Linked DNA regions of Homo sapiens: regions 1, 2 and 3 are each linked to region 4. A link is a loop called in an ENCODE intact Hi-C map of the cell type or tissue named here. Cell type or tissue: mammary epithelial cell. All regions are shown on one strand. Region 1 overlaps SH3GL3 (SH3 domain containing GRB2 like 3, endophilin A3). Region 2 has its middle 8.5 kb from the start of SH3GL3. Region 3 holds the start of C15orf40 (chromosome 15 open reading frame 40). Region 4 has its middle 66 kb from the start of SH3GL3.

What was found. Hi-C counts contacts between places; a loop is a spot of excess contacts. Peaks named below come from ENCODE experiments on the same cell type or tissue, not always from the same donor. Only the 100,000 strongest peaks of a DNase experiment are listed, where the experiment ranks them.
Region 1: it touches region 4 in a loop (8-fold over the local background); 5 of 110 quality-filtered maps call a loop at or near these places.
Region 2: a loop joins it to region 4, with 6 times the contacts of the local background. A loop is called at or near these places in 6 of 110 quality-filtered maps.
Region 3: it touches region 4 in a loop (25-fold over the local background); 6 of 110 quality-filtered maps call a loop at or near these places.

The regions. Positions count from the first base shown.
Region 1 is chr15:83,558,507-83,561,006 of GRCh38, reverse strand. It overlaps SH3GL3 (SH3 domain containing GRB2 like 3, endophilin A3), which reads right to left. Exons shown (of 9, transcript NM_003027.5): 2 at 1,686-1,754. Among named protein-coding and RNA genes, the nearest start is that of ADAMTSL3, 94 kb to the left of the region's middle. In mammary epithelial cell, a CTCF peak has its summit at 1,450 (motif pointing right); a DNase peak (open chromatin) is centred at 1,476.
Region 2 is chr15:83,437,546-83,440,045 of GRCh38, reverse strand. No RefSeq gene overlaps it. Among named protein-coding and RNA genes, the nearest start is that of SH3GL3, 8.5 kb to the left of the region's middle. In mammary epithelial cell, a CTCF peak has its summit at 1,171 (motif pointing left); no DNase peak of the experiment used is centred here.
Region 3 is chr15:83,009,947-83,012,446 of GRCh38, reverse strand. C15orf40 (chromosome 15 open reading frame 40) reads left to right here and starts at 808. Exons shown (of 4, transcript NM_144597.3): 1 at 808-950; 2 at 2,084-2,210. The coding sequence starts at 840. It overlaps LOC124903542 (a long non-coding RNA gene), which reads right to left and starts at 706. Exons shown (of 2, transcript XR_007064742.1): 1 at 1-706. RefSeq lists an enhancer at 571-630. In mammary epithelial cell, CTCF peaks have their summits at 736 and 1,428 (motif pointing left); DNase peaks (open chromatin) are centred at 736 and 1,396; H3K4me3 peaks cover 1,929 bases; H3K27ac peaks cover 1,624 bases.
Region 4 is chr15:83,379,679-83,382,178 of GRCh38, reverse strand. No RefSeq gene overlaps it. Among named protein-coding and RNA genes, the nearest start is that of SH3GL3, 66 kb to the left of the region's middle. RefSeq lists an enhancer at 1,806-2,500. In mammary epithelial cell, a CTCF peak has its summit at 1,354 (motif pointing right); DNase peaks (open chromatin) are centred at 1,288, 1,958 and 2,458; H3K4me3 peaks cover 132 bases; H3K27ac peaks cover 1,403 bases.

The sequences.
Region 1 (2,500 bases), 180 kb before region 4:
TGACAGTTTCTACCTTAAAAATTCAGATGCTATGTTATGTAGTGCAGAATGGTTCATAACTATTATAATTTCCTGATAGACTACATTGACTGTATCTTTTTATAATTAAAAAGCTTTTTTAATTTAGTGCTTCTCTTGCATCAAATTTTATTTTGATTTTACTATTGTTCCTCTATTTTTATATGGTTAGCATTAATTATAGAATATTTTTTCCCATTACTTTCTCATTTCTGTATCATTTATTAGGTGGGTCTAATACCATCTAATGCATCTCTTCTGGAAAGTTTTAAAACTTCTGGTCATGTATTATATGTTTCCATGCTTTTCACTGCTGTAATAAAACAGATAATAGACTTTATATTTCTTCTGTAACTCACTGGGGTTTTTGGAGGTAAAAGGAGGTAAGCAAGAAGGATCTCAATCCATCAACCAAAACTAAAACTCTGGAAAAATGCTTTTAAATTTAACATTTCAACTGAATCATTTTGTTAGTAACAAAGCTATACATCACCTATTTGTATATTAAGAGTTTTTTTTAAGTAATTTAAGGTATGTCAATGGTGTGAACATGTTTCCATGGTTTTAAGGTTCAGAAATTAAGTTTTCTTTCAAAAGCAAAAACAAAATAAGCTTTTCTCCCTCAAGGCATTAACATTTCTAGACATTTAATAGTTCTCATCCAGAAAACAGAGAACTCCCTGGAAGATGAGCTGGCCAGAGCCAAGGTATCCTGGGGAGATACTCTCCCAGGCAGTGCGCAGCCTGGGGCTGGACTTCCTTCCCCAGCACCTGCTGACATCTCTGCTACCTACTGTATCTGCAGCCTTGATGTTACACCTGAGGGTGGATGCCTTGCTTCATTTCCTCCCTCTCTCCTCTGGGGTGGGGGGTCTAATTATTAAAACAAGGCTATGTTTAAAGGGCCCAGACAATGAGCAAAGAAACAGTATGTTGTTAATACTGGTGGTTCTAGTTCTGCCTCCACCTGAGCAACTCCACACAGCTGACTGGGAAACATGTTAAGGGACAGAGATGATACCATTTTTCTTTGGAGCATGTTACAATCATTTCTGTCTCAAGCCCGTCATATTTTTTGTAAGTTATTTCAAATACGTTAATGTTTGCATAATTCTCACAAAATCCATGTGAGACAAGCAGGGCACACTTGTCATCTCTGTATCAGTTCAAAAAGATGAATTCACTTATCCAAGTTCACACTCTGGTTCTACAGGCAGAACCAGGATAAAAGTTACTTGCTATGCAGCTCCTGCAACACATGGGAGCAGAGCCCAAGTCTTCCACACGGTAAATAAATCATTCTGCATTTCAAAAAATCTTGTCCCAGAAATACATTTTGATTCTCCAAAACATATACTACCAATTACTTTGGCCTTGCAGTAACTGCCAAGATTGCCCATCTTTTGCACATTCTGACTTCTGGCCACTAGAGGGTACCAGTTAGCCACATCGATCTCATTACTCGACCTGCCCAAACTGCATGTGGCTACAGGGGGAGGATCTGATTTGGGCTGGGACGTGGGAAAGTACTGCCTTGTAGATTGCATAATCCACACCTATATTTAAACATCCTAGATTTCCACTCGAATATCCTTTACAATAGCAGTATATCTCATATCACAATGAAAGTCAGTTTCTAATCAATTTACATATTAAAATGCTCTTACCCTTTCCATGTCAAGAAATTCATCGTCTAGTTTAGTTCCTTCAGCACCACTTATTTTTTCACTAAATAGCTGCAGAAATAAACATAAATAATTGCATTGTACAATGATTTCTTGTCACAGTTTTTTACCTAAATTATTAAAAACAGAAACAAAAAAACTTGGATTCAACTTGTTGGATTTTTTGAACTAACTCCTTTAAGAAAATTGTTGGAAGGGGTAACCATATCTAAAGGCACAGGAAGACATACATTTCTCATGCAGTCAACAGATATTTATTATGCACCTACTATGTGTAAAACACATGGTAAGTGCTGTAGGACATAGACAAGAGAGATACTTGTCATCAAGGAACACACAGTTCACCCAAAGAGTCAACACACAAACATTCAATTAAAAAACAAGAAAAGAACAATAAGAACCATTAAAAAATAATAGTACTAGAGACAAATTACTGTAAATGAACTAAGTGGTAGTCACTTCAGTGATGCACAGAATGGACTTTGAGAGCCCACGGCACTGGGAGTAGGTTCATGCGGGATGTGTTTCCTAGAAGATGTGGCATTTGAGCTGGCATTTTAAGGATAGAGAACATTTCATCGGGCGGCACTGAAGGAAAGGCCTTCTGGGATGAGGCATGGAAAAAAGAGCCAGGGGCAGGAATGGATAGGACAGGTTTTCTCAGCCTCGGCTTTATTGATATTTGTAGCAGATAATTATCTGTTGTGGGGGCTGTCCTGTGCACTGCAAGATGTTTAACAGCAACCCTGGTCTCTGCTTGCTAAAGGCCAGTACTACAAGCATGGACACACACACAC
Region 2 (2,500 bases), 58 kb before region 4:
AACAGCAGACATGATGAATCCCAGATGTTGAACATGGCAATTTGCCTTGAACTCACAAGATCACAACTGGGAACAAACGTACAGATTTTCTTTGCTTATTGTTTTACAAGAAGCTGAGGGAAAATCAATTGACAGTTAAGAAAAGGCCAGAAAGACTTTTCATTTTAAAATGTAGAGGAAAAATCTGAAGTATTTTTATTTGTTTAAAAATGAGGATGGGGCCGGGCATAGCGGCTCCCGCCTGTAGTCCCAACACTTTGGGAGGCCGAGGCAGGCCACTTGAGGCCAGGAGTTCGAGACCACCCTGGCCAAATAGAGAAACGCTGTCTCTACTAAAAAATATAATTACTTGGATGAGGCCGGGCGCGGTGGCTCACGCCTGCAACCCAGCACTTTGGGAGGCCGAGGCAGGCGATTCACGAGGTCAGGAGATTGAGACCATCCTGGCTAACAAGGTGAAACCCCGTCTCTACTAAAAATACAAAAATTAGCCAGGAGTGTTGGCGAACGCCTGTAGTCCCAGCTACTTGGGAGGCTGAGGTGTGAACCCTCAGCCTTGAGGAGAATGGCGTGAACCTGGGAGGCGGAGCTTGCAGTGAGCCGAGATCGCGCCACTGCACTCCAGCCTGGGCGACAGAGCGAGACTCCGTCTCAAAAAAAAACACACACACACACAATTAGTTGGGTGTGTGGGTGTGGTGGCACTTGCCTGTAAACCTAGCTTCTTGGGAGGCTGAGGCACGAGAATCACTTGAACCCAGGGCAGAGGTTGCAGTGAGCCGAGATGGCACCACTGCACTCCAGCCTGGGTGACAGAGCGAGACTCTGTCTCAAAAAAAAAAAAAAAAAAAAAAGGATGGGGTAAAGAGCACACTGCACAACTGCTATGCATCTCAATAGTAAAGGCAAAAGGGAATTAATGCATGTCATAGTTATCTACAATGCTTGACTCTGCTTTTCCGGAACCTATCAACAAACATTCAGTTAGAATTCTGGGCCATGCTGTAATTCCAATTAGCCTTTGTTAATTACATAGGTGCCATTTTACATTTCCATATTTTACCCTGGAGGATTTATTTTTCACTTCTACTAAAGAGATGCATAAAAGTTTGTGTTGGGGATGAGGAATTAGCCGAGCGACGCAGATGGCGTTCATAAACCCCTGCTGCCACCTTGTGGTGGTGTTGAGAAGCGACAGAGGTAAGCCTTTCTGAACTGTGAGTCTATAGTGGTTAGTTTCATGTCGTTTACTTCTAACTTTTAAAAAAGCACACTAGCATCTTGAGTCTTGACACAACAGCTCATTTTAATGGTGTGGCATGCAAAAATGTTGCCACAGAAATTTTCAGTTCTTACTGGAAGAATCTCAAGAAGAGCTGTCCCATCCCTATGGCATCAGCCATATAGGTAGAAGAACACATAGAAAATGGTATCATGCTACCAGAGGAGGAATTCGGAGAAAAAGGAAGTGACCACTAGAGTCAATGGTTACAATAGCAGTCCCCGGCTGGGCGAAGTGGCTCACACCTGTAATCCCAGCACTTTGGGAGGCCAAGGCAGGAGGATCACTTGAGCCCGGGAGTTCAAGGCAGGAGTGAGCTATGATTGCACTCCAGCCTGGGCAACGGAGAGAGACTCTGTCTCTAAAAATCAACAAAAACAACAAAAAGCACACAATGCCATCATTTTCTATCTATTCCCTCTACTCACTTTATTCCCTTCCATGGCACTTTATCTACCTGATATTTTAGTATATATGTATATATATACACATACATATATATGTTTTAGATTGTCATTTATCTCCCACTACCAGAGTGAGTGAAAGCACTATTAAGCAGCACTGCCCAGTTGAACTTTCTATGATGATGGACATGTTCTCTATCTGTGCTGTCCAATATTGGCAACCACTACCCAACTGTGGCTATCAATCACTGAAAAGTTGACAATGGATGCTTTCATTTTGAATTTAATTTTAATTAATTAAAATTAAATAGCCACACGTGGCTAGTGCTACTGTGTTGGACAACGCAGCTTTAGAAGGGCAAGAGAATTAATCTGCTTTATTTACTGCAACCTCCCAATACCAGAGAATAGCTGGAGTCCTAGAGCGGCTCAAAAAACATAAATATTCAGTTAATGAATAAATAAATAACCATGAATAGAGCAGACAAGCACCTAAAATAATGTATCAGATTTAACATGAAGTTGGGGGTGATGATTAAAGAGGAGTGGTGGTAAAAGTAGGTGGTGTTAAGGGCCAAGAAAATGTGAGAGGTCATTGTCATGTTGTGCATTCAGGGGGAAGTGAGCAGTGGTCCTGCTAGTACTGACCTCCAAGGAACGGTGTGTTTTCTCTGCAGCCAGAGGTTGCACTAACAGCTGGGAATCCTGCCGTGATGGTCAGCAGCGGAGGGAGCACAGGAAATAGGGTCTTCTCGTGGGGACATCTGGCCAGGTGTCCACAGCAGCTGTCACAAAAGATAGGAAGTTCCCATCT
Region 3 (2,500 bases), 370 kb after region 4:
GGGCCCCAAACCTGGGCATTTCCTTGACTTTTCCCCCTTATTCGCACATGCAGTCATTCCCAAGTTCTGATCATTTCAGTTCCTGAAGATCCTTGAAATGATCAGCGCTCCACCCTCCCTGCGGTTACTCTAGTTCAGGCCACCCTCTCCCATTTAGGGGGCGGATCTCCCTGTCTCTGGCTTTTCCTCTGTCGGCCACAGTGCAGCCGGTGTCTTTCTAAAACCCAGCAAATTGGGCTGCTAATAATCCCTTGCTTGAAAGCCTTCAGTGACTCCATGATCTTGCCTCTGCTGATTTGTTTCATGTCTCTCCATATCACATGTCGCAGTGTATTTCCTCTTCTTTTACATTGTGGGATCCGCTGCGCCTGGCACAAGGTAGGTGCGCCATCGATACGTGGAAGATTCACAAGGGCCAAGCCGCCACGAGGCTCTATATCGACTTGATGGCCACAGGCAGCGCGTGGGACTCTGCATCTGCTGCTTGGCTGTGGGAGCGAGAAGACACCTGGCCCTGTGCACTCCTTGCCGCGCTCTCCAATTCTGAGAAGTGACAATACCTTTCTTTCCCCGATTAGGAAAGAGGTGACACACCTTCCTATCAGCTGAGCAGGGTGGGCCAAGACACGGTGAGGCCTCAGCTCCGCAGCTCCACTTCCTGGGGCTCGGCCCGTTCCAGAACAAAAGAGACTCGCGCATGTTCTGCGGCCACGAGACTCGCTCCCGCCGGCCTTAAGGTGTCGCCCTCTGGCCAGAGCGGATGCGCCGGGCGGTGGGGCCGCTCCTGCCGGCTACCTGCGCAAGCGCAGAGGGCTCTTCCGGCGCCTTCCCAGGCGGGGATGCTGCGGCTCCGCAGCGGGCTGAGGCACCTTCGGGCAACACCCAATACTCGGGGCTCCGCTCGGCTTCTTTGCGCCGAGATGCCTAAGAAGGCTGGTGCGACGACCAAGGCCAGTAGCAGGTCCCGTGGCGGCAGAGGGGTGGGCCTCAGGGGTACTTGTTGAAGAGCGCGGGAGAAGCGGGGCCCGGGAGTGAGTGGAGGCACTGCCAGCGGCTTGCCGTCTCTCAGTTCCGGGGCTCAGGACAGCCGCCGCCACCCCCAGAGCTGCGGCCTGCTGCCGTCGCCCCGCCTCAGTAGGCTGCGCTGCCGTCCACCTGGTGATTTCTGAGCGCTGGGCCCGGCGGCAGCCGAGCTCTCCTTGGGCTGCGTGTGCTGACCTTTGGCCTCCTACCCGCACTCCCAGTCCAGCAATTCATGTTCCCGCAGCGGCATGACCTGCGTTTCCCCAGGAGGCTGTATTCTGCTTTCTCCTCCCTTGCTTTGGCTGATCGCACCCCTTCTGTCAAGAATACAGCACTCCCATTTCCACCATCTTTGTTTGGCCAACCCCAGTCCGTTTCTCAGACTCAGCTCAAGCACTGCCTCCTGCTGGCAGCATTCTCCAGTGCCCCAATGCTGATTTGCCTGTGGGGTAATGTTCTGTGCCTATCTCATCGGTGCACTTAGCACAGTGTATTATAATTTTGTATGTTCTTTCTCCCTCGCAGCAGTCCGAGCTCCTTGAGAGCAAGGACCATGTACCTTTTCATCTTTACATATCCATTGCCTACATATTTGTTGAACGAAAGTTCCTAGCACAGCCCCTGTCCCATAACAGGCCTTTAAATATCAAGCACTATTTTTTTTTCCTCCCTTTCCCGCAACATGCAGACATACACACTTTCACCAACATTTATTAGCTCCGACTGCATGAGATACAATGATGAATAATAAATGATCCCTGCCCCCAAGGAATTGGAAATACAAAGCAGAGGGAGGAGCAAGCATTAAGGTTTAGAAGCCAGAGTTAGGTTTTCTTGCAAGGGGGGAAAAAACACTGTTGGGTTGATGGGAACCCTTCGTGGGAAAATTGAGTAGAGCCTTGAAGGTTGTGGGAAAAGCTTTCTAGGTGGCCAGAAGTCCCTGGACACCACTGATGAGCCTAGTTTGTCTGTTAAGGGTGAAAGGGGGTAGTGGAAGAATCAAATTAAATGTGTGGGAAAATATTTTGTAACCTGTAAAGTTGTGTGGTTGTCATTTTAGGGTAAAAGCCAGAGCAAGGAACCAGAGAGACCACTTCCTCCCTTAGGTCCTGTGGCAGTTGATCCTAAAGGATGCGTCACCATAGCCATCCATGCAAAACCTGGCTCCAAACAAAATGCTGTAACAGGTATACCTGGACACTGGGGTGGGATTCAAGTGTGAATCAGGTGTCTCCTACAGCCCTCCTTTGCTTTGGTTAGCTGAAAGCTTATTCTATGACAGTTGATTTTTCACATCTGCAGTTAGAGGCTTCTCCATTTTAAAATTCTAGATTCTAATGTAAAGGTGTCTTAAAGTGAATATATCTTTAAATCATGCCAAGTTACACGAAAACCATTGTATATTTTCCTCTTTAAAAATACAGTATTTTAGAAAGGACAGTTATGGAAACTTGTGTGTAGTCTGGATTATTCTTAG
Region 4 (2,500 bases):
AAGAGCTCCTAAAAATTAATAAGAAAAAAACTGAACACACCTAGTAGTAAATGCCCAATGTCTGGTCAGCATAATAAATAATGATAGCAACAGTTAATTTACAGACTAAGAAATGAAAATAGTGAAAAGGTGTTTTACTTACCCTTACTAATAATCAAATAAATGGGAATTTAAACAATTAAAGATTATCATTTTCTACTTTCAAATTGACAGAAAGTTAAAAAGATGGAGAATACCAAATTTGGGTGAGGGTGTGGAGAAATAGGCATTCTCATGCTTTGTAGGTGAGGGTAGAGATTAAAACAATCTTCCTGGAGGGCAATTTGCCAACATATTTTAAAAACCTTAAAAATGAGCATACCATTTGACCTGTGACCAGCAATTATCTTCCTAGGAACTTATCCTAAGAAATTCATCATGTATGCGTGCGTACATTTGTTTATGGTTAACAGTTGTAAGCAAGCTTAATGTCCAATAGCAGGATTGGTTAAATGATTTTTGGCAGACTTACAGGAAGGAATACTAAACTACCATTAAAAAATAATGTAAAAGAAAATTTACTGCCATGTGAAAAGATTCATGATATATTCTTACATGGATAAAGTAAATTACAAAACAATATGTGTAACATTTAATGTAAAAGAGTGGTTACCTCTGGGGAGCCAGTTGTTTTTACTTTCTTTTTGCATTTTCTTTACATTGTCCATTTTTTAAATAAACAAATACTGATTTGTAATCAAAAGATACATAGTAAATGGTTTTTGTTTGTTTGTTTGTTGTTTGTTTTTTGAGATGGAGTCTCGCTCTGTCGCCCAGGCTAGAGTGCAGTGGCGCCATCTTGGCTCACTGCAACCTCCTCCTTCCCGGGTTCAAGCGATTCTCCTGCCTCAGCCTCCTGAGTAGCTGGGATTACAGGTGCCACCACCACACTTAGCTAATTTTTGTGTTTTTAGTAGAGACAGGGTTTCACCATATTGGTCAGGCTGGTCTTGAACTCCTGACCTCAGGTGATCTGCCTGCCTCGGCCTCCCAAAGTGCTGGGATTACAGGCGTGAGCCATTGTGCCTGGCCGCTATTTTAAAAATTACTATTGTTTGGAGATATCAAACATTTGAGAAATATAATGTCATATTCTTAAATATTCCAGTTCTGTAAGATCTCTTCAACCTGTGGTTATAAATGGAGACACATTATGAGTCATCATTCCTGTTTCAATGTCTCTGAAACCGTTTGCTGAGCTATTCTTCCTGGTTCCCTCAAAACCTCCTCATCGAGTTACTTCTGGGAGGAGAGTTGGGGTATCACAGAGACTTGCCTTCTTGCGCTCCATCCCCATCCAGGTCTGCTGCTGTGAAGCCACTTGAGGGCGCCTCCCCACTGTGACTGTGACACTGTGACCAAAGGGACCTGCCCAGACAGGATGCATGCCTGGGGACACTCTCTCTCTGAGCTCCAAATAGCAAGCCAAGGCACCTGGTGTCCTCACCTGCTGAGCCCCTGCCAGAAGTGAGGAGATGTCCCCCTGTCCCACTCTGGTCACACTTTGACACTTGGACCCCATTATCCCCCAGAATCCTACCACCTCCCCAAACATTCCTCCCACTCTTGTCTTCAGCCCTTCTCTTGATCAACCTCACACAAGGGTGCTGAAGTCCAGCCCCATCAGAGCCTCCTGTTTTTGAGACCTTCTTATCCTCCCTCTTGCCCCAACCCCTACCTCCCATACTGGCTTAAGACCCCTCTGTCCTGTAGCCAGAAAATACAGGTCACAAGCACTAGGAAAAATCATATGACTAGTCTCTCCCCAGTTTAACAGTGGACAAAGGTTTATTGCACTCCTACTGTGTGCAAAGGACGTTGGACATGGGGATGAGCACGCCCCCAGGAACTTCCACCCAGCTCACAACCCAGCAGGGAGGGGTTTGTGTCACATTCACCATCTGACTAGGGAGAGACAGAGTTTGTGGTGAATACCCACATTCTTAGCCTAAGATTCACCTGCTAATTGCATCTTCTAATGTTGTCCAAGTTTTGCTAGGTGACACTCCTCACTCCAAGGAAGCTGTGCCTTTCTTAGGGTAGCCCCCAGGGCATCTTGTTGCCAAAAGGCCTCAGTTTCCCTAGAGATCTCGGTTCCTACACTAACTGCCAAGCGCTGGAAGGGTGGAACCAAGATGAGGCACAGTGGGGCCGGTGCTCAGGAAAGCAGGCTCCTCTGGGGCAGAGAATGCCCGCCAGAGAACATGCCCCCCGACCTGGGCTCCCTTTCGGCCATTGATGAGGAAACCTGTCCCACGTCTGCGGCAGCGATGAGGCCTGGAGGGCAGGGCCTGGCGCTGCCTGGCAATGAGCGTCCCAGGTATTTGGTGAGTCCAGGAGCCCGAGGACTGGGCATAGGGTGGGGCCCGTCTCCAGTCAGTGTTGAAGGGACAGGAAATTCCTATTGGCAGGATGACCTCATGCTGACAGTGCTAGGGCGCGCCCGACAGGGGTTAATCTC